Regions from separate parts of the Homo sapiens genome. Here regions 2, 3 and 4 are each linked to region 1. The links are chromatin contacts, found by Hi-C or POLR2A ChIA-PET in ENCODE. All regions are on one chromosome and are shown on one strand. Each heading gives the region's core, a stretch centred on a gene start or an enhancer-like site at or near the end of the contact. The rest is flanking DNA. Distances are from core to core; before and after follow the strand shown.

Region 1 (7,810 bases), core at 1,427-3,926:
GCCTGGTGTGGCTCCCTTCTTGCCAGGTGTGGTAACTGCTTTGGCTGGTGTAACTGTCTTCTTGGCAGGTGTTGCTGCTGCCTTTTTGCCTGGAGTGACAGCTGCTTTCTTGGCTGGTGTGGCAACTGCAACCTTTTTTGTTGGGGAAACGACCACCTTCTTTGCTGAGGTTGCAGCAGCCTTCTTGCCTTTCTTCTGAGGTATGACGACCTTGAGAATAAATGAAAACCAAACCAGTAAGTCCAGCCCCACACCCAAAAAGATAACCATGGTCCCAATGAGATGTTAGACTCTGGCAATGCCTCTGGTTCAAGACCACATGCACTAGACACATTAGCATGTTAAACTCCAGGCTTCTGTTATGTTGTCTTAAGTCAGAGCCCCTATCATAAGGTGAATACCCAGACATAAGGAACTCTTTTGAACACTTAAAAATACCTCTGAACCAGACCCTCTGAATTCTTACACCTCATACTTTCCCAAGCCCCAACTTTCTCATCTGAAAATGGTAATAGTATCATCCTTACATGTTTAAGGATCATGAATTGCTATGTGTAAATTATTCAGAACCTTACACATAGGAGGCTCCAAGCATTAACTTATTAAATCATTTGGGGCTCCTACAGTGGGTGGCGGTACCAAGCCCAGTGAAGCTCAATTCTTAGGACCTGAGACAAAAAATGAATAGGCTAAATATAAATATTCCTTACAAAACTATCACACATCAAAGAGTGTGCATGGTAGTTTGATAAAAGTCATCATTTAGCTACATTAAAATCCCGTAGTTTTATCAGGCAATGTGTGGAAGAGTAAAACTTTCATTCAGTTCTCAACGAGAAACCTGAGCACAATTCAGTGCTCAGCTGTCTTTATAGTGAGCAAATAAAAGGCCAGGAGTGCTAAAGAGGGTCAATGGTAACACAAAGAGAGGTGGCAGCCCTCAGTCTACACCAGAGATAACTATAAAACACAGTGAGTAGTATTACAAAGTTTATATATAATGGAATGGAGACCAATTAATTTTAATTGGAGGCTAGGAAAGGAATCTGGTAAGGTTATCCTCAGCTCTGAATACAATGCCCAGCTCTACATGTGGGGGTGAGGCTAACATGTTGAAACTGGAAAAATGTAATGATTTAACACAACAAATCACACTCCAAGCCCTGCAGAGGAACATGTAAAAGAAATTCCCAGATCTCGTCTTACACTCACATTCAAATACTTAGCCAAATGACATCTTGACATGTCAATGAAGAGCTTGTGAAACACTCAACCACTACAATAAGACATACCTGAATAAAATCTTATTTTTGCCACAGATATCCAATTTCATGTCTTAACTCTCCATTTTGTAGTTTTAACATAATTCTGCATTAAGTTGGATAAAATTACCTCTTCTCCACTGCTATCATCTTCTTCATCTTCTGACATTTCCTCATCTTCACTATCTTCTTCTACCTCCTTTGGAGGAGGAGCCATTTTCTTGGGGTCACCTTGATTTTTACCTGCCTAAAATGGACACAAATAGATCATTACACCTCCACCTCGACATTTCAGGCCATTCATATTTTGCCATTAGTGTTCATACGCCATCATCTCCGTCCTCAGATCCATTTCTCATAGTGCCAAACACCACAACTAACATAGAAACTACTCCTGATGGCAATGCAAGAGGGACTACTCTCAACCGCCCACATTTTTCCTCCCAGGCTTTACCAACAGAAAACCTGCCCTAAGGTAAAAAGTCAACCTGAGGAAATGATTTCTCCTCCCGTTACCTTAGTTAAGCACAACCGTGTTTTAATACTACAAATCCCGGTACTTTATTCTACCACCCTCATCTGAATCCAAATTAACGGTGAAGATCATTAAGGCACTTAAAAAAATGACTACCTTGATTTTCTCATGAAGCTTATGCCTTTCCCAGCGAGACAACCCCGCCCCTTAAAGAGGCGGCGCGGCCACGTGGGGGTACCTGGTAGGCCACCACGTGCCCGAAACACAGCGCAAAAGGCACGCGGCAGAGCCACCTTCCGGGGCCCACCACGTGTCGGCTTGCCAGGCCGGGGCGGAGACATCCGAGCGCAGCCGGGACTCCGACTAGGGCCGATACCGCCATTTCCCGGCCCAAGGCACCCGGTCCCTCTGGAGATTCCAGGACCCACGCGGCGCGGCCCACGTGGCAGGCCGCGCTCCCGGGCACGTGCGTCAGGAGTCGAGTCCCAGCTCGTACGCGTCGCAAAAGTTTGGTCTCATCTCTCCACCCCGAGGCCCAGCGCCCCCTCCCCGCGCTCAGTGACTCTGTCTTTCCCGCCGCGTTCGCCGCCCCCAGCACCTGCAGAAGCTCTTCACCTCGCCACCAAGTAGCCAGAAGCCGCGAGACCTCCCCACTAATCGCGCGAGACTTCCCGCAGCATGGCGCCCTAGAACGCGCCCGGGACTGCGCGCAGGCCCTCCTCCCCGCGGCGCCGCGCTCGCCCCTCGGAAAGCAGGCCTACACGTCTGCGCTCGCGCTCAAGGCCGTTTACCTTCGCGAGCTTCACCATGATGGCGGCGGAGTGTGAAGCGGACAAGTGGCGCAGATGAGTCCAGAAGAAGCCAAGCGACGGCGATGGCGGCCGCGGGTGCTGAAGATCCCGGAGCACGTACACCCGAAGGCCAGCGAGAGCTCGAGACTGAGGCGAAAGACTGAGCCTGCCCAGTAATCGCCTGTGGAAAGGCGACGACGGCGCCCTCGTGACTCCGCGCCGACCAACCAAAGCTCGCGGCCGTCCCCATGAGCCAATCGCGAGCCTCTAACCGTGAACGGCGCGGGGCGGGGAGTAGGCGGGCCGAGGCGGCCACGGGAGGGGGAGGGGCTGGCAACGGCGCCGTGGGGGCGGGGCTCGCTTTGTGCAAGGTCCGCGCTGATTGGGCCGTGGGCGCGCGGGTCCCGGCCTGCGTCGTGGGACTGGCGTTTTTGGCGCCGGCTGTGAGGGGAGCGCGGGGGTGGTGGAATCGGGCGGTCTCCGGTTCGCCAATGTGGCTGGGTCCGTAGGCTTGGGCAGCCTTGGAGTTCCTCAGAGACCCCGCGCTCGGTCCCGGCACGCACTCACGCCGCGGCTCCTGGTGGCCCTGGAGCGAGGAGTCCGCCAGCACCGGAAGTTCAGGGACCGCGGAGTTCCCGTTGGCCCTTTTGGAGGCACAGCTTATCCCTGCTTGCCCGCGAGCATGGGGCCGGAGGCACCCCCCGGCTGCAGGCAGTCTCCTGAGAGCTGTTAATAAAGGCAGTCGCGGGTCTGTGCGAGGTTTTCTGTGAGAAATGCACGAACCTCCCCTACCCCACAGAACCTCAAGCGGGAGATATTTCTCGACATGGGGAACGGCCTCGGAGAAGTAACTTTCTGGCCTCACAGGGCAGGGAGAGGGGCCTGGGAGGGCCGACCGCAGAGCCGGGCCTTTGACCGCCCACAGGTTCCCTGGTTATTATTTGGGTCGAATGCGCCAATTAAGGTGGTGGCTGCGAAGTCAGTGTCACCAGATGGCCCGGGAGCAGGTCGAGAGCCACCGGCAGGGTTCCCCGGCGGCAGGGCGAAGGAGGCCGCCAGTGACTTCCACGGTTAGCTTTGTGGGTGGGTCTCACTCGATGCCGGGCTTAGCAAACCAGAGCATTTCCCTCCGTCCAGGGCCTGCCGGGGATCCATCCCATCCATAGGTCCAGCTATGGATCCATCCATACCTCATTGTTCCTACAGAACCAGGATATCTGCAGCTACGGCTGTACTTGTTAAAAATCACCTCAGGCCGGGCGCGGTGGCTCAGATCCGCAATCCCAGCATTTTGGGAGGCCGAGGCGCATGAACCGGGGAGGCGGAGGTTGCAGTGAGCCGAGATCGCCCACTGCACTCCAGCCTGGGCGACAGAGCGAGACTCCGTCTCAGAAAGAAAAGCATTTGTTAAGGCCGGGTGCGATGGCTCATGCCTGTAATCCCAGTACTTTGGGAGGCTGATGCAGGAGGATCGCTTGAGTCCAGGAACTTGAGACCGGCCTGGGTAATATAATGCGACCCTGTCTCCACACAAAAAATAATTAGCGGGCATGGTGGCGCTCGCCTGGAGTCCCAGCTACTCGGGAGGCTGAGGTGAGAGGATCGCTTGAGCCCAGGAGGCGGAGGTTGCAGTGAGCCGAGATCGCGTCATTGAACTCCAGCCTGAGGAACAAGAGCGAAACCCCATCTCAAAAAAAAAAAAAAGAAAGAAAATAAAATTATTTGTTAAATGAATGAAGTATTTAGGTAGAAGCAGCAGCAGGGAGAGCCGGCATGGCTCAAGTGGCGTTGCTTTGGAGTTGGTCTGGGGCAGCAAAATAGCAATATCTAACACTTCATAATGCTGATTCAGTGCCAGGCGCTCTTCCAGCTCTTTACATATTAATTAACTTACTCTTCAAAATAACCTTTCCAAAAAGTTACCACTGTTTTACAGAAACTGGGACATAGAGGTAAATTAACTTGTCCAGGGTCGCATAGCTAGCAGTGGAGGCGTAGGATATAAGTGAAGACACTGCTGTGTCATCCCAGTTTCTTTTTTTTGAGACAGAATCTCACTCTGTCACCCAGGCTGGAGTGCAGTGGCAGGATCATGGCTCACTGCAGCCTTGACATCCCCAGCTATATCAATCCTCCCTCCTCAGCCTCCCAAAGGTGAGCCACCACGTCTGGCCTGTTTGTTTCTAAATGCTTTTTTGTTTTCTTTTGAAAACATGAGTATTTATTGAATTGTAAAGTATACACATAGTGCAAAATTCAAAAGATTCAAACAGATGCACAATAAAAGGTCTCCCTCCCGTTCCTGTCCCCTAGGCCTCCCAGTCTCAAGGCAGTGGCAGTCTCTTGTATATCCTTCCAGATTCAGCCGTACGTGCAAATAGACAAGTATATTTGTTATATTTAATACAAACGCTATCATATACACTGTTCTGAGCTCTTCTTTTGTGTTAACTATATGTATCTTGTAACTCATCCTACATCAGCACATGTAGAGCTGCCTCATTCTTTTTAATAGCTACATGGCATTCCTTGTGTGGAAGGATCACAATTTATCTAGTCACCATTGCTGGATAGTTAGGGTTTTTTGCTATGTTTGGCCATTACAAACTGCTATAGCAAATATTCTCACTTACGTTATTTTACACAAATCATATCTGTAGAACAGCTGGGTCAAGGGTATGGACTTTCACATTTTCATAGATGTTCTCCCAAGTGCTGTCTTTGGTTGGGGTTTTCCATGGCCGTTCCAGCCAAGAGCGACCCCACCTGCTCCAGCTGGCTCAGATTATCTGCTGCCCCTGAGCTCCAAGGCTGGGAGACAGTGCTCCACGTTTTAGCAGAGGAAGAACTAGATGGTGGTGAGAGGTGTGAGCATGGCTCTAATTATTGTGGGGAGTGTGACTAGTCTCAGACACCAGCCAAGAAGCTGCAGGGATACCACTGCCTTGAGTGGCCACTGGCTGCTTCTTTGGGCCTGCATGGACCCGGCCCAACTCTGTCTGCTGCTGTGGTCTGGCTGCCCCCCATGAAACCTGTGTAGTGAGGCACCCACTTGGGACACCCATGGGCACTTCTGACCCCTGAGACCCAGTAGGCCATAGTGGGCCTCATACTCATGCTAGGATCTGACAGCCCACTGGAGGGGGTCTGCAGGCTTCCAAGGATTAACTCCACTTCCCAGGACTGGGCTTCTAGGAAATAAGTGTCTCAGTTAGGCTCCAACTAGCCAAGAAAAATCACATTGAGTATTTAAAAAAGAGGGAGCTTAGCGCAGGGACGTGGTGACATGAGGGATAGAATTGCTGAGAAGCCGAGGGGACTGAGCAGGAAGCAGCTGCCCCCCTTCCAGGCTCTTCCACTGAAGGCTATGATGAGGGCCCGGGCTGATGCCAGGGAAGCTTCAGAAGGTCAGGAGGTTGGGGACATCCTGTGTCTCCCCTGCTCCTCCCCCTGAGTTGCAGGTAGGGCTGGCCAGACCCAGCCAGCACCCAGCCCACAAAGCCTGCAGGGTGAGTCCCTGCCATGTAGGCCGAGCAGGGCAGGGCTGGGCACCCCAGCTGGCCGGGAGGGAGTTCACAGCCTCAGCTTCCAGAGCTCCAGGTCTGCTGAGTGTGAAGGCCTGGGGTGTCTGCTATGAAGTTCCCTTTACCAGTCCAGCCTCCTTCTGTCTTCCTTCTGTCTTTGGGTTCACTGAGGCCTTTGGATACTGCCCAGATCTTCCCCAACACTTTCCCCCAGATGTCAAAGGGGGACCCTAAGCTCTTCCTCCCTTGCCAGGCCTTGCTTAGTGTGTTAGCGAGCCTTTCCCAGAGGAGGCATCTGTGTCTCAGGGTCCCAGGAGCCGGAGCCAGAGAACCCAGCCTTTGTCTTCCCGAGGCAGCCCGAGAAGCTTCACCTGTTCACCCAGAGGTAGAGTCAGCCCGTTGCCAACAACTGCAGGCCCCTGAGCCTGCTGGAGGAGGGTGTTGTGGGCCCCAGATCAACGTCATCCCCAACTTCCCTGCTGCACCTCCCAGGCCTCTCCATCCAGGAGGTTGGGCCCTGCTGGAGAGAAATCTGTGATGATGCAGATTTGGGGCCTCCAAATGCCCTGCCCTCCCAGCAGCTGCCCTGGTAGCAGCCCCAGCTGCTAGCCCAGATCATCTTCCAGGAGCTCCTGAACGCTCTCATTTCCCTCTCCCCAGCCTCTATGCCAAGCCTCTTCCCTCAGGCCCCTCACCTCTCCTTCTCTGCCCTCCCTGTCAACAGAGTTACTCTATCTTCTCCTTCATAGGGAAGGACAAACCTCCCAGAGGGATTCCCACCCTCTGATTTCTATACATTTGCAGACATCCTGAGCTCTCTCTGCCACTCCAAAGCCCCAAGGAAACCAGAGTCTTTCTCTATAGCACCCCTTCCCCTGTGCCAGCGAGCCCCTCCTCACCCCCTCCTGGGGTTCCCACTACAGTGATCTCCTCAGCTGTCACTCGCCACTTTTTTGTGTTTTTTGGTGTGTGGGTGTGTGGGGGTGTGGGTGTGTGTTTTTGGACTCACTCTGTTGGCCAGGCTGGAGTCCAGTGGTGTTAACACAGCTCACTGCAGCCTCGACATCCCAGGCTCAGGTGATCCTCCCACCTCAGTCCCTTAAGTAGCTAAGACTACAGGCGTTTGCTACCACGCCCAGCTACTTTTTGTATTTTTTATTTGTTTGTTTTTGAGACAGAGTCTTGCTCTGTTGCCCAGGCTGGAGTGCAGTGGCGTAATCTCGGCTCACTGCAAGCTCCGCCTCCTGTGTTCAAGCGATTCCCCTGCCTCAGCCTCCCTCCCGAGTAGCTGGGACTCCAGGCACCCACCACCACGCCTGGCTAATTTTTTGTATTTTTAGTAGAGACAGGGTTTCACTGTGTTAGCCAGGATGGTCTCCATCTCCTGATCTCCTGATTCGCCTGCCTCAGCCTCCCAAAGTGCTGGGATTACAGGCGTGAGCCACCACGCCTGGCCTGCCACCTGCCATTTCAATACCTCCTTCCCTTCCATTGCCTTTTTCAGGAACAAGCTCTTGGGAAGAGTTGACAACAGTTGCTCCCAGCTCCACCAGGTCCCCCAGGCTCCCAGCCCCTGCAGGTGCCCTACAACCCTGCCCCTGTAGGTGCCCTACAACCCTGCCCCTGTAGGTGCCCTACAACACGCTCTTTGTTGCTAGCCAGAAGGACCCCTTGCAGACCTTCTCTCTCATGTCTCTTGACCCTTCTGCAGCTTCTGTCTCTTGACCACATCCTCCTTGGAGCTTCCCCTCTGCCTCC
Region 2 (7,316 bases), core at 3,997-6,496, 500 kb after region 1:
GTAAGGTACAGAAGAAAGTAAAATCTTGTACCTCCCTCTTCAGTGAATTCCCCAACAAAACAAAGGTACAAGCATTCTGGGTTTTGTGAATTGAATGCCATTCTTTTTTTCTCTTTTAAAGCGTAAAAATTATTAGATGCCACTTGTAGCTGGTGAGATGTGTCTGTGATTAAAAGAGAAATTTCAAAACCAGAAAAAAATATGCAAGATAGAAGACAGGAGAAAGAAAAGATAAAATAGGATGATGACAGAATATAAAAATTAAGACAGATTTAAAGCTAAAAACGTGGGAATAAAAATGTAGAAAGAATAGGGCAACACTGTAAATCAGGGAATTTTCTAAAATCCACTTTAATTTCTTATTTTTTTTTTAGAGTCTTGCTCTGTCTCCCAGGCTGAAGTGCAATGGCACAATCTCAGCTCACTGCAATCTCTGCCTCCCGGGTTCAAGCATAAAATCCACTTTTAAAGTAGCATTTATGAAATTAAAAAAGAAAATAGGAAAGCACTAGAAAACAAAACAAAAAAATTAAACCTAAAAAGTTAAGCATAATATGTTGATAACATCCCAATAAAATAAAATTAACAGGTAAAATATTTAAAAAGATGACATTTTAAATAGGAACCAGAAGGTAAAAGAGAAATTAAGCTAAGACCTCAGAGTCCAAAGAAAAAGAAATATTCTCATAGAATTTAGATTTTCAAAGTTAAGGCTGGGCGTGGTGGCTTATGCCTGTAGTCCCAGTACTTTGGGAGGCTGAGGCAGGCGGATCACTAGATCAAGAGATCCAGACTATCCTGGCCAACATGGTGAAACCCTGTCTCTACTAAAAATACAAAAATTAGCTGTGCATGGTGGTGTGCACCTGTAGTCCCAGCTACTTGGGAGGCTGAAGCAGGAGAATCGCTTGAACCCAGAAGTCAGAGGTTGCAGTGAGCTGAGATCACGCCACTGCACTCCAGCCTGGAGACAGAGCAAGACTCCGTATCAAAAAAAAAAAAAAAAAATTTTAAGAGAAAAAAGAATACTATATATAGAAAAAAGAAAATGTATTTTTTAAAAACATTAAGTTTAAATTGAGAGAAGAGCAAAAATAGACTTTAATCAGACCAAAATTGTATGTTGGAATTAGTGGTCTGGATGGGTGTAGTCGTTGCAGTTGAGGACGCCAAAAACAGTAGATATGGGAATGGTGAGACACCTTTTCTATTCACCATGGCGCTCTCAGCCTTGGTGAAGGCCAGGCTCCTGGCACTTTAACATATCCCTCAACAGAACTGGGGCCTCGAAAAGGCCAGCAAATCCTGCTTCACTTTGGTTCTTGGAATGTGTTTGATTCTTAGTTTTTCTTTACCCTTTTTAATAGTCCTTTCATTATCTTTTACTGCCTTTATGATAAAATTATCATGTGAAAGGCAACTAAAATATGTTGAATGAATGTATTCCATCTTATCTCCTTGGAGTTTTGGTGTTTGATTTGGTTATTACACTTTCACACACACACACCCCACCTTTATCACCTTGACTCATCTCTGAGGTTGCAACACTTGTTATTGACCCTGAGTTGCTTGGTTGTTTGCTTCTTTCACTGTCCTTGGTGGCAGTGGAATTGGGTGGGGAGGAGACAATCCTCAGAACCTGCTCAGGGACTGGATTGTTAGGGTGTGGGCGTGGTGATGAGGGAAAGTGGAGTCAGGGATGACCCCATGGTGTCTGCTTTTGTGACTGAGTAGATGTTAGTCCAGAAGGCTGGGTTAGGGGTGGTGGTTGCTAAGAATTCAGGTCAGGCTGGGACTGAGAGGTTCTGGGGCAACCACAGCTGTGTACAAGCCCTAAACTTCCAGAAAGGCTTGGACTTCATAACAGACTGTTATGGACTAAATGTCTGTGTTCTTTCAAAGTTCATATGTTGAAACCCTAATCCCAGTGTGATGGTATTTGGAGGTGGGGGCTTTGGGAAGTACTTGGGTCATGAGAGTGGAGTTCTTACTAATGGGATTAGTGTTCTTCTAAGAAGAGGCCTGTGAGAGGCCAGCTAGCTAGCCTTCTTCCTATCACGTCACAACAGGACAAGAAGGCCATCTATGAACCAGGAAATGGTTCGCCAGAGATGGAATCTGCTAGTGCCTTGATCTTGGACTTCACAGCTTTTAGAACCACGATAAACAAATTTCTGTTGTTCATAAGCCACTCAATCTATGGTATTGTGTTATAGCACTCCTAAAGGACCAAGATAGCCCACTTGACCCATATTTTGGTGTTTCTAAATTCTTCAGCCATACATTTTGAATTTATTGGTTTTCTGACACAGATAACCTGTCACATCTGTTATGGAGAGATCTGTTGTCTTTCAGAGAATATTACTTCTATCTCTTTTCAGGGAGCTTATTGTAATACTTGTTTCAATAGGAACATACTGAAGTAATGGACTGAACGAACATATGCTAGTGGGATAAGCCTCTTGCCGCAAGTCTACTCCAGAGTGTGTTGTGATCTTCCTTTAGCCCACGTGAGGAAGCCAGGGCTCACATCACTTAAGAGGGCACAGTGCGCTGGGCGCTGTGGCTCACGCCTGTAACCCCAGCACTTTGGGAGGCCGAGGTGGGCGGATCACGAGGCCAAGAGATCGAGACCATCCTGGCCAACATGGTGAAACCCCGTCTCTACTAAAAATGCAAAAATTAGCTGGGTGTGGTGGGATGTGCCTCGTGAGCCGAGATTGCACCACTCCACTCCAGCCTGGCGACAGAGTGAGACTTCATCCCCCGACCCCCACAAAAAAAAAAGAGGGCACAGTGATATGTCCACCCTAGCCCTGTAGCCTATACAAAGGCAGGCAGCACACTTTGACAAACGACCAATCAAAATGAGATTTGTCCGTTGAACTTAAGGAAAATAATGGTCTCAGCCCTACTTCCTCTGCTCTTGTCCTTGATTCTCTATTCCTACTTTTAATTATTTTTGGTTTCCTTGGCTTCACCTCCTATTTCTAGTCCTGAAATCTCAGGTTTTCTTTTTATTTTTTTATTTTTTGAGACGGAGTCTTGCTCTGTCTCCCAGGCTGGAGTGCAGTAGCCCGATCTAGGCTCACTGCAACCTCCACCTCCCAGGTTCAAGCAGTTCTCCTGCCTCAGCCTCCCGAGTAGCTGAGGCTACAGGCCCCCACCACCATGCCTGGCTAATTTTTTGTATTTTTAGTAGAGACAGGTTTTCACCATGTTGGCCAGGCTGGTCTCGAACTCCTGACCTCAAGTGATCAGCCCGCCTTGGCCTCCCAAAGTGCTGGGATTATAGTCATGAGCCACTGCATCCGGCCACAGATTTTATTTCAATCCTTTGTTCTCTTCCTCTTCTAGGTCTTCCCCTTCCTGTCCCCACTGGCCCCTCTCCTATCCACTGAATCCCTGGATGCCTGACACCCTCTGCCTCCTGTCCTTGCTGGGTTTCCTCTACCCTCTACATTTCAAAGACAAGTTTTGCTGAAATCACAGTTTTCCTGAGGGTTCTAGAAAGGTCTGTGTGAACATTAAAAAACAAAGGTTCCTTGGGTTCATTTAGTCTTTAAGCAAACATCGATTGAGGCCTGTGTGTGTGGCAGGTACTGCAGATGCAAAGTTTTCCACCTTCATGGAGCTCATAGTTACTAAGGGAAACCCTGAATTTTCTTAGACTACTGCAACGCACTGGCCGGGTGCGGTGACTCACACCTGTAATCCCAGCACTTTGGGACAAGATGGGCGGAAGAGTGAGACCATCCTGGCTAACACGGTGAAACCCCGTCTCTACTAAAAATACAAAAATTAGCCGAGAGTGGTGGCACGCGCCTGTAGTCCCAGCTACTCGGGACTGAGGCAGGAGAACTGCTTGAACCCAGGAGGCGGAGGTTGCAGTGAGCCGAGATCGCACCATTGCACTCCAGCCTGGGCGACAGAGCGATAGTCCGTCTCAAAAAAAAAAAAAAAAAAAAAAAGAGAAATATAGGCACAATTTAATGCATCTCTTTTCCTTTTTCAATATGGAGCATACGGTGGTTCAAGCATCTGTCCACATTGTATTCCCGAAGTTTGATCCCTACCCTGCCCTGCCCTCCCGTCTTTCCTTCCCTCTCTCTTTTTTTTTTTCTGGAGTGCAATGGTGCGATCTCGGCTCACTGCAACCTCCGCCTCCGGGGTTAAAGCGATTCACCAGCCTCAGCCTCCTGAGTAGCTGGGATTACAGGCATGTGCCACCACGTCTGGCTAATTTATTATTTTTAATAGGGACGGGGTTTCTCCATGTTGATCAGGCTGGTCTCGAACTCCCGACCTCAGGTGATCCGCCCGCCTCGGCCTCCCAAAGGGAAGTTTGATTTTTCTATGGTCACCAATGGACACTTGATCTCCATAGCTTGAGAATGGCGGCCATCCCCTCACTGGCATTCTTTCCTCTTGTGCTCTCCCGAACGTTCTGGCTGCTCTTTGGATTTCCTTTTCCTTTGCTCACATCTACAATATTGGTGTTTCCTAGGTCCCGTACTTAACGATTGTTTCCTCTCAACACGCTTCCCTGGGCGGGCTGAACTGTCGGGGGCTTTCTCGGCTGCGCTTCCTCTCTCACCTGAAACCCTCTTCCCAACCCTTTATACTAGGTCGACGTCTCCAACATCAGCTGCTCCCCACCCGTGTCTGGGTGGGCCCCTTGGGCAGGCTCCCCTAGTCTCCTTTCCTTCGATCATCCCCACGTGCAGGACGTCATCTGCTTGCTCTGCCATCAGCCTCACATCCTGAGGGCAGGGACCATGCGGGGGTTGTCCATCTCTGTATCCCCAGTGCCAGCACTGCACCTCGCCCCAAGCAGTTGTCCAATAAATGAGCAGTGAGTAAATGAAAGAATGAGCAAAGCCTTGTAACAGGAAAGGGGCCGGCGGCGTCTGCCGTGCAAGACCTGGCCCAGTGGAGCAGAGCCTGGAGGTTCAGGAGCCGGGTCTGGAAGGCTCCTTCCGGTGGAAGAGGGGCCCGGAGCCAGCCGGCGCCTGGCACAAGGCGTCTCAGAGGCCGCCCACTGGGAGCCAACCGTTGCAGCCAGTTGTCCCCGCGAGCGAGGCCGGAGAAGGCGCGGCGGCCCCTGGCCTGGCCATTTCGCCCTTGTCGCAGCTGAACCGCCGACTACGAGCTCCTGCACCGCGCACACACCCCGCGCGCTTCGCTCTCGGCCTCGCCCGGCCACCGTCGCTCTCTAGAACGCCGCGCCCGTGACCCGGAAGAGCATTCTCCTTAGCAACTGCGGGACTGCGGCGGCGCCGGCCTCCGGGGAGAAACGGTGAGGCCCTCACTCGCCTGCCCCCTGCACCGCCTAGTGCTGCACGACCCCCTCGGGACCGACCCGGGGTCTGGCCTCTGGGGGGCTCCGCGGCGCTTCGCCCGGCACCTGTGGTGGCGGCCCGGGACGAGCGTCTTCCGCCTCTGGCGTTGCTCCCCGGCCCACGCGTCTTCCCTGTCCCGCATCTCCCTCAATGTCCCCAGCTCCCCACTCTCCGCTCCTGACCGACCCGGCCTCCCAGGCCGCGCTTATAGCGCCGGGGCCCTTGTAGCCTAGGATGGCGTGAGGGGAGCGAGACCAGAATTAGAGCCTGTTGCTGTAGAGAGGACGCCTCCCGAGGCTCGGGTCACCTGTGGACGCGTTCTCTAGGGTCTTGATCGAGATGTTCAGGACTGGCAGGGATGGGGAGCCTCGGGAATCTTGAAGGGCAGCCGCTTAATTATAACATGTCCTTGACGTTTGCGCTTTCCACAGTGATACACTTTATCTCCTTTATTGATCATAGAGAGTTTTTTTTTTTAATAAACTTTTAGATATGGGGGATACGCATGCAGGTTAGTCACATGGGTATATTGCACCCAGGTATTGAGCATAGAACCCAGTAGGTAGTTTTTCAACCCACATCCCCCATCTCTCCCCTCCTTCCAGTAGTCTACAGTGTCTACCGTTACCTTTTTTTTTTTTTTTTGAGACGGAGTCTCATTCTGTCGCCCAGGCTGGAGTGCAGTGGCGCGATTCGGCTCACTGCAAGCTCCGCCTCCTGGGTTCATGCCATTCTTCTGCCTCAGCCTCCCGAGTAGCTGGGACTACAGGCGCCCGCCACCCCGCCCGGCTAATTTTTTTGTATTTTTAGTAGAGACGGGGTTTCACCATGTTAGTCAGGATGGTCTCGATCTCTTGACCTCGTGATCCGCCCGCCTTGGCCTCCCAAAGTGCTAGGATTACAGGCGTGAGCCACCGCACCCGGCCGACTGTTCCCATGTTTATGTCCATGTGCGCTCAATGTTTCTACTCCCACTTGTAAGTGTGCTCAATGTTTAGCTCCCACTTATAAGTGAGAACGTGTGGTGTTTAGTTTTCTGTTCTTGTGCTAATTCGTTTAGGATTATGGCCTCCAGCTCCATCTGTGCTGCTGTAAAGGACATGATATCTTCCTTTTTTGTGGCTGCATAGTATTCCATCCTGTACATCCACATTTTTTTTTTCCAGTCCACCATTGATGGTCACCTAGGTTGATTCCGTGTGTTTGCTATTGTGAATAGCTCAGCCGTGAACATACAACTGCATATGTCTTTTTGGTATAATGGTCTGTTTTCCTTTGGTTATATACCCAACAGTGGGATTGCTGGGTGAAATGGTGGCTCTTTAAGTTCTTTGAGAAATCTCCAAACTGCTTTCCACAGTGGCTGAACTAATTTACATTCCCACCAACAGTAGTTTAAATGTTCCCTTTCCAAGGGAGCCTAATGAGGATCTGTTGTTTTTTGACTTTTTGATAATAGCCATTCTGACTGGTGTGAGATGGTATTTCATTGTGGTTTTGATTGGCATTTCTCTGATAATTAGTCATGATCATGTTTTCCATATATTTGTTGGCTGCTTGTATGTCGTGGTTTTTTCTTTTTGTATTTCTTCTGAGAAGTGTTCATGTCCTTTGGCCATTTTTAAAAATGGGCTTATTTGTTTTTTGCTTGTTGATTTAAGTTCCATAGGGATTCTGGATATTGGACCTTTGTCAGATGCATAGTTTGTGAATATTCTCGCCCATTTTGTAGGTTGTCTGTTTAATCTGTTGATAATTTCTTTTGCTGTGCAGAAGCTCTAGTTTAATTAGTTCCAACTTGTCAATTTTTGTTTTTGCTGCAGTTGCTTATGGGGACTTAGCCAAAAATTTGCCAAGGTCAGTGTCAAGAAGTGTATTTCCTGGGTTTTCTTCTAGGATTTTTATAGCTTGAGGTCTTTTATTTTATTTTGAGACAGGGTCTCACTGTCACCCAGGCTGGAGTGCAGTAGCGTG
Region 3 (6,906 bases), core at 648-3,147, 490 kb before region 1:
TGAGGCCTCCTGGAAGCCAAGCAGAAGGCCAGCATCATGTTTCCTGTACAGCCTGTGGAATCGAGAGCCAATGAAACCTCTTTTCTTTATAAATTACCCAGTCTCAGGTATGTCTTTTTTTATTCTTTTTTCCTTTTTTTGAGACAGGGTCTTGCTCTCTTGTCCAGGCTGCAGAACAGTGGCATGACACAGCTCACTGCAGCCTCGACCTCTCAGGCTCAATCGATCCACCCACCTCAGCCACCTGAGTAGTTGGGACTACAGGTATGGGCCGCTATGCCCAGCTAATTTTTTTTTCTCTTTTTGAGACGGAGTGAGCTCTGTCGCCCAGGCTGGAGTGCAGTGGCGCAATCTGGGCTTGCTGCAATCTCCGCATCCCGGGTTCACGCCATTCTGCTGCCTCAGCCTTCCGAGTAACTGGGACTACAGGCGCCCACCACCACGCCCAGCTAATTTTTTGTATTTTTAGTAGAGACGGGGTTTCACCATGTTAGCCAGGATGGTCTCAATCCTCTGACCTCGTGACCCACCTGCCTTGGCCTCCCAAAGTGCTAGGACTACAGGCATGAGCCACTGCGCCCGGCTTATGCCCAGCTAATTTTTGTATTTTTTGTAGAGATGGGGTTTCACCATGTTGCACAGGCTGGTCTTGAGCTCCTGGACTTAAGTGATCCTCTCACCTTGGCCTCCCAAAGTGCTGGAATTACAGGCATGCACCATCGTGACTGGCCCAGTATCAGGTATTTCTTTATAGCAATGCAAGAACAGACGAATACACACGCAGTGGAGTATTACTCAACATTACAAAGGAAGGAGATTCTGACCCATGCTCTCATATGGATGAAACTTGGAGACATTATACTAAGTCAAATAAGTCAATCACAAAAAGAAAAATACCGTATGATTCCACTTAAAGAGGTACCTAGGGTAGTCAAATGCATAGACATAGAAATTAGGATTATGGTTGGTTGCCAGGAGCTGGGGGAAGTGGGGGATGGGGAGTTGGTGGTGGTTGTACTAGGTGAACATAACTTAATTCCACTGAACTCAACACTTACAGTGGTTACAATGGTGAATTCTAGGTTATGTCTATTTTACCACAATTTTTAAAAATAATTTAAAATCCATGATAAATAGAGTGACCATATAGTTTATTGTCTAAACTGGGACACTTTGGGCAATGAAAGTGGATGCTTTTAATAACTACACCTCGATCCTAGGGGTTAAAGAGACTGCCCTAGGTAGCCTGGGGGTTCCCCAAAATAGTCACTTCTCCACTTACTTCAGTTGAAAGTGTCTTCTTCGCCTGGTAAATATTCAGTACAGTAGCTATGGAAGAAATGTCACCATGAACGGTGCCAAGATATAATTATTCCTGTTCTGGAATGTCAAACTTTAACATTTTGGCCACAATATTCTCTTTTGATCACATTGTCATAATAATTTTGGGATAAAGTGGATGTATCCAGAAGTCCATTCTATGTTGGGACACTTGGCATTGCTCCATGCTTGTGTGGGGGTGGCACCTTTACCTCCCTGCCTCAATCCTCCCCTTCCCTCCCACTGTCCCCTTCCACCTATCCTTTCAGGTAGGTCTTACACAAATGGCCCCTCCTCTGTCCTGTCTTTCCTGATCCACCCTGTGGCATTTCTCCACTTCCAAACTTCTCTGGTGCTTTTACTTGGCGTCAGGTGACATGCGATAAGACCTGGATTAATTAGTTAATGTTAATAACATCTGCTTGACTGCCAATCCTGAAAAATACCGTAATTAACATCATCAACCAGCCATAGGGAAACCACCTTGGACCTCCCCGTGTAAACTACTTTGGGCAGTGCCTTGGGTTTTTCAAGAGTTTGTCAGGCACTTGAGGTTGAGGCTCGAAGAAAGAATATTATTTGATTCTTAGCCATGGTGGGAACCGACATTTATCTAAGTGTTTTTCATAGACAGGAAGTGGTAATTCTCACCCTCCCTGATCTGGGCTCTGACTCACTGGGGTGCCCCAGCCTCTGGGCCTGGGCTCACTAGTGGTAGCCAGCTGACCTGAGCATCAGAGTAAGATGCGTGCCTGAAAAATTCCCCTGGTGGGGCCGGTCATGAAAAGTGCCGTTCTCCTCATTCATGTGGTTTTGTCAGGATGCCCGGATTCCGCAGGCCCGGGCCAGTTATTTTGAGCACACAAGTCACTTTAAAAGACCCCTAAAGGTCACTGGTCCCAAGGATTATTTCACCCCCTCACCACAGTTAATGTCGTCTCCCCACCTCTGTTTTTCTGTATTCCCATAACACATTCTGAGTGTGGCTATGTGATGTAAAGAGCTGTTTTCATGCAAATGTTCAGGGTAACATCATGCATAGTGTCTTAGTTCATCTCCTGCCGCTATACCAAAATACCACAGACTGGGTAATTTACAAGGCACAGACGTTTATTTGGCTCATGGTTCTGGAGCTGGGAAGTCCAAGAGCGTGGTGCTGGTATCTAGTGAGGGCCATCCCATGGCGGAAGGCATCACGTCGTGAGAGAGAACACACGCGAGAGGAAGGAAAGAGGGGCAGAATTCCCTGATTTTATATCTAAGTCACTCCTGTGACAGCTAATCCAGTACCCCAATAATGGCCTGAATCCACTCATGAGAGCTGTGTTCCCATGACCTAATCACCACTTAAACGTGCCACTTCTCAACATTGTTGCACTGGCAATTAAGTTTCCAACACATGAACTTTGGGGGACACATTCAAACCACAGCACTTAGAATATAACAGGATTGCCCCCCTACAGCCATGAGTCCCTTGGATCACCAAGTTAATGTAACAATAACAAAGTCTAATATGATTTACAGGAAATTGGAAGCTTTAAGTAGCCTCGTGAAGCCAAAGGGCAGCATTAGAGCATATCTTTTGACACCCGAAGCTTGTGTCAAAAAGGGTATTAACAGTTGACCGCCTCACACCCACGAGGATGACTATAATTTTTTAAATGGAAAATAACCATTGGCAAGGATGTGGGAAAACCGGAACCCTCCTACTTTGCTTGTGAAAAATGTAAAACGGTGCAGCTGATGTGGAAATCAATTTGTTGGTTCATCAAAAATTTAAACATGGGGCCAGGTGCAGTGGCTCACGCCTGTAATCCCAGCACTTTGGGAGGCCAAGGCGGGCAGACCACGAGGTCAGGAGTTCGAGACCAGCCTGGCCAACATTATGAAACCCCGACTCTACTAAAAATACAAAAATTAGCCTGGCGTAGTGGCACATGCCTGTAGTCCCAGCTACTCGGGAGGCTGAGGCAGAAGAATCGCTTGAACCCGGGAGGCAGAGGTTGCAGCGAGCTGAGGTCATGCCACTGCACTCCAGCCTGGGTGACAGAGTGAGACTTTATCTCAAAAAAAAAAAAAAATTTAAACATGGAGTTTCCATATGACCCAGAAGTCCCATTTCTAGTATGTACCCAGAAGAATAGAAACACAGGTTAAAACAGTGACCAAAATGTAAAAACAGCCCAGCTGTCCATAAGCTGTAAATGGATAAACTAGACTGTAGTACATTCATAAAACGGAATATTTCATCATAAAAAGAAGGCACTACCAACGCATGCTGCAGCTTGGATGAACCTAAGTGAAAGAAGCCAGACACAAAAGGACACATATTGTATGATTTCATATGTATGAAATATCCAGGATAGGCAAATCCATTCGAGACGGAAAGTAGGTTGGTGGTTGCCAGGGCCTGGGGGAGGGGGAAATGGGGCGTGGTTTTTTAATGTGTATGAGGTTTCCTTTGGGGGTGATAAAAATGTTATGGTTGAATGAGACGGTGAACGTACTGAAGCCACTGGATGTACACTTTAAAATGGTTAAAGTGGGCCGGGTGCGGTGGCTCTGCCTGAAATCCCAGCACTCTGGGAGGCCGAGGCAGGTGGGTCGTCTGAGGTCAGGAGTTCAAGACCAGCCTGGCCAAAACGGCGAAACCCCACTTCTACCAACAATACAAAAATTACCTGGGCATGGTGATGCATGCCTGTAATCCAAGCTACTCGGGAGGTTGAGGCAGGAGAATCGCTTGAACTCGGGAGGCCAAGGTTACAGTGAGCCGAGATTGCGCCACTGCACTCCAGCCTGACAGAGCAAGACTCTGTCTCAAAAAAAAAAGAAAGAAAGAAAGAAAGAAAGAAAAATAAATGGTTAAAGTGGCAAATTTTATGCTATATAAATTGTGCCTTAATTTTTGAAAAGTTTACACTTTGAGTGAGGCAAGTGTTTGGCACAGAAACCACTTCTCTCCTGGCAACACTTCATAATCCTCCAGTGGCAAAGCCCCTCTCCGCAAACCCATCTCTCAAGCCACGCACGTCCCAAGAGACACAAGAACACTAGAGGCCAGACAGGAGGGGACAGCCTGCATTGTGTCCTTCACCCTTATTTGGACCTTCGCCCTATTGCCTTCTCACACTCTCAGAATCCAGAGGTCATGCCAGTTCAAAAGGAGCCGGTATCATGGAGACTGGGGCTCAGAAACCAATACCCCCAAATATGGCTCTGTGACATGCTGAACTGAAGAAGAAGCCACAAGATTTCTCTGACCTCCCCCAACCCCCGCCTCTGTCTCAGTCTGTCTCTCTCAAAGCACAGAATGAGGTTGTTCTCTGAAGTTCCCTTATCTGCCTAAAGCCCAGACTCACTAAAGAAGAAAACAATTACTCCTGGTCCCTTCCTAAATTTTCATGAACTGAACTCATATCCAGGAAGAAAGACTGACATCTATCAACACAGCTAGGCAGACTTTTGTCACAAACCGTTGTATACTCTGCAGGCACAACAGACTTTGTCCCAGGCCATTGTATGTTCTTCAAGCCCATTGAATTTCTCTAAAAATCACTTAAACTAAAATCATCCACACTGCCCCATCTCCCTTTCCCCTAAGAAGAAGGGTATATAAGCATATGTACCCCGCTGGGTTATCGAATAATCACTCTGCTACAGTTCCCCATGCTTGACACGTTAAAATAAATTCATAGTGTTTTATCTAATTAACCTGCCTTTTGTGAGTTGATTTTTGTGCAAACTTTCTGAGAGCGAAGGGGAAGTTTTCACGGGTATTGCATGGTCTTCTGAAATAACTAGCATTAATATAGATTAGACAAAAACCAACCCTGAACAGGTTCCATGTGACAGCAGAATGTTCTGAAATGGGAAGGAATGAATGTGAGCATGAGAGGTCTGTGTGAACGGATAATGAGGTTCGGGGTAAGATGCAAAGGAGGATATATATTATACCATCTTTCATATGGAAAGAAGAGAAAATGAATACGTGTATGTGTTATTTTTGTGAAAAGAAATACAGTATTAAACAGACACTAATGGAAGGCATTCACCGTGGAGGTGGGAAGGAATGGGGTAGAAGGGATAGGAACGGCAGTGAGGCTTCTCTTGTATATCTCATATCATTGTCACTTTTTATTTTTTTATTTTTTCAGAGACGGGGTCTCGCTCTCTCACCAAGGTTGGAGTGCAGTGGCTCACTGGAGCCTCAGCCTCCTGGGCTCAAGCAATCCTCCTGCTTCAGCCTCCCAGTGGCACACGCCACCGTACCCAGCTATTTATTTATTTATTTATTCATTTATTTATTTATTTATTTATTTTTGTAGAAATGAGGTCTTCCTACGTTGCCCAGGCTGGTCTCAAACTCCTGGGCTCAAGCAATTCTCCCACCTCGGCCTCCCAAAGTGCTGGGATTACAGGTGTGAGCCACTATTCTCAACCCATTTTTACTTTTTAACTACATAAATGTTTCACGTATTTTAAAAATAAAATTAAATGTTAAAAAGGTGGGATAAAGAATACCCTACAATAGAATGCAAAAGAAGGAAATCAAACTGATAACGCCTCAAACTGATACCACAACCACACAGAGCAAACACTCTGATTGTGGAGAAGGATCTGTTCTAAGAACAGAAGAACTATAGAAAAACTTCTATTTAGTATGTTTACTGTTAGCAGTAATATTGGTCTTGTAATTCTGAAACTCTTTTGTGCATGTATAGTGGAAAGCAAATAAGCAAATATATATTTTACTGACGGGGAAAAAAGATACTAGTAGTCAGTAAAGAAGTGAAAGAAAAACTGTAATGTTAAATTTGAGTAGGAAATATATCAGTTTGAACTTGTAATTTTTTTTAAAATGAGTTTTCTAATCCTGTCCACTGAATGACAGCCGAGTAGCAATGATCGCATATATCACCAGGTTCTTTCTTTCTCTATACCATTCACCACTAAAGGCACCAGGGCTCGTTAGAGAAATGGTAGATTCTAGGTCAGGGGTGAAAATGTACAACGTGAGCATGGAATCTCTTGTCACACCAGAAAGCAAAACAGTTTTGGAAGATAAATGTGATCATGTCAAAAGGATTCAGGAGCTGACCTGAGGGCTCCCACTGCTCAAATGTGGGATGATTTGAACATCAAAATGAATAACTGTAGTTTCAATTATAGCATTTTTAAAACTCCACGAACCCACAGTGATTAATGTTTTTAATATAGTGGGATTTGGAAATTCTTACAGAAAAAAAGGCCAGCTAGTAAATGTAGCAGGAATAAAAGAATGAAAAACTACCATTTTCCAACCTCCAATGTAATGCTTCCTTCAGGTAAGCATCACCAAGAGTTGCCAAAACTGTTTGGTGACTTGGATATTCAGTTAATCCTGTGACCATGTGAAGATTCTAAAAATTACTTACAAAAGGGGAAGCAGAGTGAGGATTAGTGATCAAACTCAGAATGACCAAGAGTGGCTGACATTATGTACTCCAGATGTGATGCCTGACATTATTTACTCCAGATGTGATACCTGACATTATTTACTCCAGATGTGATACTGACATTATGTACTCCAGATGTGATACCTGA
Region 4 (6,871 bases), core at 4,212-6,711, 430 kb before region 1:
ACGTCAGGGTCAGTCACAGAGCTCTGACAAGATCTGGTGCAGAGGAACCTCATGTTTCCATGCACTCACTGAGCCCATCTTCCTGACCGGGTTCTTGATCCACCCCTCTGGGAAAGAGAGGCACTGGCCAGGAGCTGGCTTGGGCAACTAAGGTTATCATAAGATTATTTTAATGGTCACCTTGTTCTATATCAGGCACCTCATGAACGATGATCATGAAGTCACCCACTGCCCATTGCCCCAACACTTGCACACTTCCTATTTTTTCATCAGCCGGGGACCGAGGAGCTGCAGAAAGTGAACAGAATGAGACATACAGGTACAGGGGCAGGGCGTCTGTGGTGGGCACCGGCCCTCATGCCCACCCCACAGATACAGCTCACATTGTATTTGATAGTCTATAAAAGGGCACCTGCTCTGAGACTTGGGGGAGGAATAAGGTTGCCTCCAGTAATAACTGCTCTTTGCTCCACTTTAACCTCAATGGGCCTGACAGTTGAGGTGCCAGCTTGGGTGCAGTTGGTGCAGCCCTGTCCTGGGGGAGGGAAAGGCCAACCAGGGTCCCATTCAACTCTTAGAGACCATGGTTTCTTCCTGGCCAATTTTGGCTGGTGCCATTCTCCCAGGAGGGGACCTTGGGAGACTTACACTGAAGCTCTAACTTGATCTGGCCCAGTAGATTTGAAAGGAGGCCCAAATTGAGTGGCTTCGAAGTCACCATATGTCCTTGCTGCACAAATGAGCTGCTGTTCTCCTCCTCACCCCTACTGGGGCCTCAGATGCTCACAGATCCCCACGAAGTCACCTTGCAGCTGTGGCCACCAAGGTGACAGGTGTAGACACTCTCCCCACAGTTATGTGCCAGGTGTTGGCTGACGGAGGACTGCCCCCACTGTGATGCCCTCAGCCAGTACAGGTGTGTCCTGGGGGCCTGCCTGCCCCTCCTCCTGGCACCACTGACTAGTCCAGGGCTCAGCAGGAGCATGATAGGCACTGAAGCCTGGTCTCTGCCCGTCAGCATTTCCTGCAGGCTTCTTCAATCCCATTTATTCCTAGTGTTCCATTATTGGAACGCTAAGCATGTGGGAGTTATTTATTTCCTGCTGCTCAAGGTCATTGCCAAGGTCTGATTTTTCACACATGTCTGCAATTCAAAAAATTGCAACCTCCTGCATAAGTGGGTTAACAAACCTTCACCAGACCCCTAAAGTTCAGGCGAAATTGAGATATTTGACCCCCATAAGAACACCAGCTGGCACAGAGATCTGCATTCCTGGTGCCCTCATGGGAACCAGCCTGGGCCTGGCAGAGGAGGAAACGAAGTCCCAGCACACCAGCGAGCAGGCCTGCTCCACCTCAGGGGCACCCAGCACTTGTTAGACCCAGTTTCAAGTTTCCAGCCCCTCTTCCCACCTCAGCCTCTTTCCTCCGTGGGTCCTGGGGGCTCCTCCAATTTCCTTTCCCTCTGAGGTCTTCCTCATGTTAAAGATCTTCCTCCCTCCACCCAGCTCCCCAGGAAGCCAGAAAGTCTCCCCAGGTCCAGCCTTCCTTTTAGCCCCCAAATCAAACATCTTAGGGAAAAAGCGGAAAAGTACAGGGAGAGAAGAGAGGAAGGAAAGGAAAGAAGAGAGAAAGGGGGAGGTGGGGAGAGGGGAAGCGGGGAAAGGAAGAAAGAAGGAGAGGAGAATAGGGTGACAGAGTGTGAGTAAAGAGGGAAAAGGAGCTGGCAAGCAACTAGAGGGAGATTACTCCTTGTTTTCCAAACCAACACTTTCTGGTCACTTTTTTTTTTTTTTTTTTTTTTTTGAGACAAGTCCTTGATCTCTCACCCAGGCTGGAGTGCAGTGGCACAATCACGGCTCACTGCAGCCTCGACCTCTCGGGCTCAAGCCATCCACCCACCCCAACCTCCCAAGGAGTAACTGTGACTAGATACACACTGCCATACCCAACTAGCTGTTTGATTTTTGTTTGTTTGTTTATTTAGGGATGGGGTCTCGCTATGATGCCCAGGCTGGTCTAAAACTCCTGGGCTCAAGAAATCCTTCCACCTCAGTTTCCCAAAGTACCGGGATTACAGGTGTGAGCCACCACACCAGTCTCTTATCACTTGATTCCCACCAAATTCTGTTTAAATGAACATGAAGAGGTAAAGTATTTCAAAAATCCCAGTTTACTTTATATCTTCATTGAACACCAGAGAAAGAAGAAGTCCATTAATTTTATGATGTTTTTCTAAGGTGCGGTGGGAGAGGAGGAAGAAATATTCTTGGCATCTTGCCTTTTTTTAAAAAAAAAAAAAAGATCTTTGCAGTTTCCTGTTAATTTAATACCAGAACCTTTGCTGTGTAAATAACACAGATAAAGATAAACTTTACTGGCCCTGGACTCCAACCTTCGTTTAACATTCCACCCCCCTCTGATCCATCCCGCATCCCGCCTATGGAAATTTGTAATTAGTTGTGGAGATTTAGAGGCTGAGAATATATAGTTCAGGAGGCAGAGCATGTTGGTTTTAGACAAGCCTTGTAAGAATGTGCTAAAAATCCCAGTATACCTGACAGTGCTTCTCTAGAACTTGTCTTTCTCTCTTCCTCAGAGGTGACCTGGATGGGGTTAATTCCCTTTCTGGTCAACTTGTAGGTTTCACCCTGGCTCTGCCACCCACCCTCCCAGTTTATTATACCCACTTAGGCTGTGCTTTGCTGGCATGGCCTTGCACTGTTATTTAGACAAGTGATTTAATCCCTCTTACTTGCTATTATTGAGCACTCTTAGTTCCTCTTTTTTTTTTTTTTTTTTTAAGATAGTCTCACTCTGTCACCCAGGCTGGAGTACACTGGTATAATCTTGGCTCACCGCAACCTCCGTCTCCTGGGTTCAAGCGAGTCTCCTGCCTCAGCCTCCCAAGTAGCTGGGATTACAGGCACACACCACCATGCCCAGCTAATTTTTGTATTTTTATTGGAGACGGGGTTTCACCATTTTGGCCAGGCTGGTCTTGAACTCCTGACTTCAGATGATCTGCCAGCCTCAGTCTACAAAGTGCTGGGGTAACAGGAGTGAGCCACCATGCCCAGCCAGATTTAGTTCCCTTTTTGATAGGGCACTTCCTCCAATAGTGTTTTCAAAGAGGGGCTATATGTGATACGCCTTCTGATTCTTTATATACCTGATAATTTAGCTAGAAATCCAAATCTAGGGTCAAAGTTATTTTTCTTTGATACTTTAAAACAATTTTTCCATTTTTTCTTAAACCCAATGTTGTTGCTAAGAAATCTGAAGTCAACCAGATTTTTGTTCCTTCCTCAGTCCTTCTACTACCCAGCTTCTGGGAATACAGGTGTGATGGCCCAAGCTTTAGCAGCCAATTTGGATTATGAAGATGTCAGAGGGCAATAGTGACTTGGTATGAAATCTGAGTCTTCAAACACCTAGTAAAGCAGAACTATTATACTATTTCAGCCATAAACTGTCCATCCCCAAACGTCTACAAAAGAGAAAAAGAAATTTTCATTGTTATTAGTGTTGTCTGTGTTATTAAGAAATGAATCTTAATTCATATATCCATTAAACCTGCTTTGTTTTATACTTTCCAGAAGCCTAACTGTTTTTTATTTTTTATTTTATTTTATTCATTTATTTATTTTTTGAGACAGAGTTTCGCTCTTGATGCCCAGGCTGGAGTGCAATGGCACGATCTCAGCTCACCAAAACCTCCACCTCCTGGGTTCAAGCCATTCTCCTGCCTTAGCCTCCCAAGTAGCTGGGACTACAGGCATGCACCACCATGCCTGGCTAATTTTGTATTTTTAGTAGAGACTGGGTTTCTCCATGTTGGTCAGGCTGGCCTCCAATCCCCGACCTCAGGTGATCCACCTGCCTTGGCCTCCCAAAGTGCTGGGATTACAGACACAAGCCACAGCGCCCGGCCCCAGAAGTCTAATTATTTTTCCCAGTGAATTCATGTTTCCCTAGATATCAGCTACTTTGGTTGGCGATAGGTACACCTGGAAGAGACTAAAACCTAGGCTCTTCCTATATATCCCACCTGGGAGCTTAAGGAATGGGGGTGTGATGGGACTTGCCTCTGGCATCAAATGTGAATGTAGCCACTCCCCATGTGCCACCCTCACACACACCAGACACCCCACTCAGGGAGCTTCTGGGCACTCTCCCCTGGCCAATCCTCTTTCATGAGGCAGGTCTCGTGGTTGGAATTCCTGACCCATGAAGTGGGAAGAAGAGGCTGCCGGGTCTGGTTTTTCTGTGCTGCTAGCCCCAGCCTGATATGCCATCCCTGGCTAGCACAGCTGTTTTCTGCCTCCCAGCAGTGCTGGGGAGATGGGGTTGAGAAATGGTCTACTCAGGCCAATGCAAGCAAAGAAAAGAGCACAAGTGTATAGCGTTCACTCAGCCTATCCCCCTTCTATGGCACTGAGGGGAGGAGGCGACAGGCCTTCCCTGGTTTTACATTGGTTTCTCAGAGTCCTTACCAACTCCCCTCTTGCTTCTGCGGCGTCTTTAGGGTACTATTCAGAGAAAGGTGCCAGCCCTTTAAGTACATTATCATCTTGTCACTTTCTGCTTTAATTTTACATTTCATTACAAATTACGTGAAATGTAATACTCAGTTCTTCAGTTGCACTCGCCAGATTTCAGGTACTCAATAATAGTCACATATGGTGCAGACAATAAAAAAGTTTTCCATCATCACAGAATGTTCTATTGGACAAGGCTGACCTAGATCCTTAGAAGGAAGGGAAATGCATTCCTGCTTCTGACCTGGCTGGCCCCTTGCTCCCCACGCAGATCAGAGCACCATCCGTGTCCTGCATCTGGCCCCCTAGACTTTCTGCTTTACGGAAACAGTCTGGGTTTCAACCCCAGCGCCTGGGGTGGTACAATAAGTATTTGTGGAAATAATGGACCCTCGGTCAGTTTTTGCTAAATGTTGAAGCCCAAAAGGAAAGCTGGGTGGCAGAAATAACCCCTGCGTGTTCTCTTTTATCTCACCTTCCTACCCACTTCTGCGCCCTCCGCCCCCTACCCCCCTACCTCCCACCCCACCTCGGCAAGACCCCAAACTGTGCAGGACTCTGCTCCAGGTCTCCAAACGATCTTATCTAGTGAGGGGATAATTGTCTGTCTTCCCAACCTCGGCTGCCCAGCGCCTGCACATAGTAGGTGCGCAGTAAGTATGTGTGGGATGGACGAACAAATGAATGAATGAATGACTCTCTGTTTCCCCGCGTCTGCGCAGGGACTTCGGGAGGAGCCACCCTTGGAGGGCTGAGGAGAAAGCCCTCTTCCTCCCACCCGGGCCCGCGATGCGGGCTGCGCCCAGGGGCGCGTGCACACAGAGGCCCCGCCCGGGGGCCCGGGGGTCCGGCTGGGCTCGGCCCTCGGGGGCGTGTCCTCTGTGCCGGGGCGCCACCGCCCCGAGAGGCGGGCAGCGGGTGCGCCCGGGCCGCGGCGGCCGCAGAGGGCGGGCGGCGGCCAGCATGGAGCGCGAGCTGGAGGCGCTGGCGGCCCGGCTTGCGCGCCCTGCCGAGCCGCCCTTCCAGGCGTTGGTGGAAGCGGCGGGGGGCCGCGGGCAGGTGCTGCTGGTGGGCGAGCTGTGGGAGCGCGAACAGAGCCGCGCGCTGCTGCGGGACTTCGCACGGGCGGTGTTCCCGCCGGAGCCAGGCGCGGCCAAGCCGGGCGGCGCGGCGGCAGAGGGCGCGGGGCCCGGGGCGGCGCGCGGGGCGCAGAGGGCGGCGAGGGCGGCTGGGGCGGCGGGGGCGGCGGCGGCGGCGGCGCGCGCCATCCGCTCGCCGCTGGTCTTCGTGCTGTGCCGCGCGTCGTCGCTGGCCGCCCGGGAGCCGCGGCGCCGCCTGCGGGAGATGCTGCGGGACGTGCGCGGCCGGCGGCGGGCCGGGGCGGCGCTGGTCGGGGTGCTGGTGGCCGAGGCCGGGCCAGAGGACGCGGTGGCGCCGGGGCTGCGGCTGCTGGAGGCGCTGTTGCGCGCCGTGTTCGGCCGCCAGGCGGGGGGGCCCGTGCAGGCGGCCGCCTACTGCCCCGGCCTCCCGGCCTCCTGCCTGGCCGTCCAGGCGGCCGCCTGCAGGGCCCTGCAAGCCGCCGGAGCCGGGCAACCAGGTGAGACTGCGCGGGGCCCGGCTGGGCGCGGGCGGGCGGTGGCTCGGGCACGTCCCCCAAGTTGGACCCCTTTGGCCATTCCCTTATTGAGCACCGAGGTAAACTGAGGCTCAGAGCAGGGAGGTGCCTAGAGCCAGGCCTCGCAGCTAGCGGAGAGCGGGCCGTGCGTAGCGGATCGAGTCTGTCCCGGAAGGGTCCGGAGTGCACGGGAGATGCCTAGGGGGCGTGGGAAAGCTGAGGGGCCGAGTAGAAGGCAGAGGGAGTGGGTAGAGAGAAGGGATGAATCGGGCAAGGCCGAGATCTAGGAGTTACGGGGTGGGTGGGGGTGGGGAGAGAAGAGGAGTGGGGAAGGAAATGGGAAAGCCTTGGGATGGGAAAGTTTCAAGGGGGTGGATGGGTGCTAAGGAGATTGGCGGTGCCAGAAGCTAAATTCTAGGGCGCTGCGCAGCCAGAGATGCGTCGGGAGCTCTAGGAGGGGCGGAGGGGCATCTCCAGCGCGGTGGAGGCTCGTCCTGGAAGCCCTGCCTGGTTTTAGGAAGAGGGCAAGGAATGGGTGCTCGGGACTTGACGTGTGGGGAGGTGAGAGGGACTAAGAGTACATTTTCTATTGATTTCTGGCCACCCACCAAGGCTGTGCACCCAACTGCTGTGTCCCTCAGCCTCCCCCAGGTCTGCTGAGGCCACCTTTTCCCTCCACATTCTCCTGAAAGGTGGAAGGGATTTAAGGGTCTTT

What was found. A loop is a pair of places that touch in the nucleus more often than their neighbours do. ChIA-PET counts read pairs that join two places held with the same protein, here RNA polymerase II (POLR2A). Pooled maps may share reads with other maps.
Region 2: a loop to region 1 is called in a pooled map, with 8 times the contacts of the local background. The contact joins the promoter of DIS3L2 here to the promoter of NCL in region 1. A Hi-C loop is called at or near these places in 7 of 50 pooled maps. POLR2A ChIA-PET finds 5 or more read pairs at or near these places in 2 of 52 experiments (CD4-positive, alpha-beta T cell and Panc1).
Region 3: a loop to region 1 is called in a pooled map, with 4 times the contacts of the local background. The contact joins the enhancer-like site here to the promoter of NCL in region 1. A Hi-C loop is called at or near these places in 5 of 50 pooled maps. POLR2A ChIA-PET finds 5 or more read pairs at or near these places in 2 of 52 experiments (CD4-positive, alpha-beta memory T cell and WTC11).
Region 4: a pooled map shows a loop between it and region 1 (3-fold over the local background). The contact joins the promoter of C2orf72 here to the promoter of NCL in region 1. A Hi-C loop is called at or near these places in 1 of 50 pooled maps. POLR2A ChIA-PET finds 5 or more read pairs at or near these places in 4 of 52 experiments (HEK293T, PC-3, activated B cell and 1 more).

The regions. Positions count from the first base shown.
Region 1 is chr2:231,461,808-231,469,617 of GRCh38, forward strand. NCL (nucleolin) reads right to left here and starts at 2,677. Exons shown (of 14, transcript NM_005381.3): 1 at 2,529-2,677; 2 at 1,393-1,509; 3 at 1-210. The coding sequence starts at 2,546. RefSeq lists enhancers at 1,745-2,416, 2,322-2,371, 2,417-3,086, 2,432-2,621, 3,132-3,231 and silencers at 1,936-2,305, 2,652-3,001.
Region 2 is chr2:231,956,467-231,963,782 of GRCh38, forward strand. DIS3L2 (DIS3 like 3'-5' exoribonuclease 2) reads left to right here and starts at 5,247. Exons shown (of 21, transcript NM_152383.5): 1 at 5,247-5,299. RefSeq lists an enhancer at 5,125-5,214 and a silencer at 5,345-5,504.
Region 3 is chr2:230,972,379-230,979,284 of GRCh38, forward strand. No RefSeq gene overlaps it. Among named protein-coding and RNA genes, the nearest start is that of SPATA3-AS1, 20 kb to the right of the region's middle. RefSeq lists enhancers at 1,743-1,792, 1,913-2,052, 3,467-3,586, 4,691-4,740. Within about 2 kb of position 1,898, at least 4 of the 41 ENCODE cell types and tissues checked have a DNase peak (open chromatin) inside an H3K27ac peak, as active enhancers do.
Region 4 is chr2:231,032,062-231,038,932 of GRCh38, forward strand. C2orf72 (chromosome 2 open reading frame 72) reads left to right here and starts at 5,462. Exons shown (of 3, transcript NM_001144994.2): 1 at 5,462-6,138. The coding sequence starts at 5,505.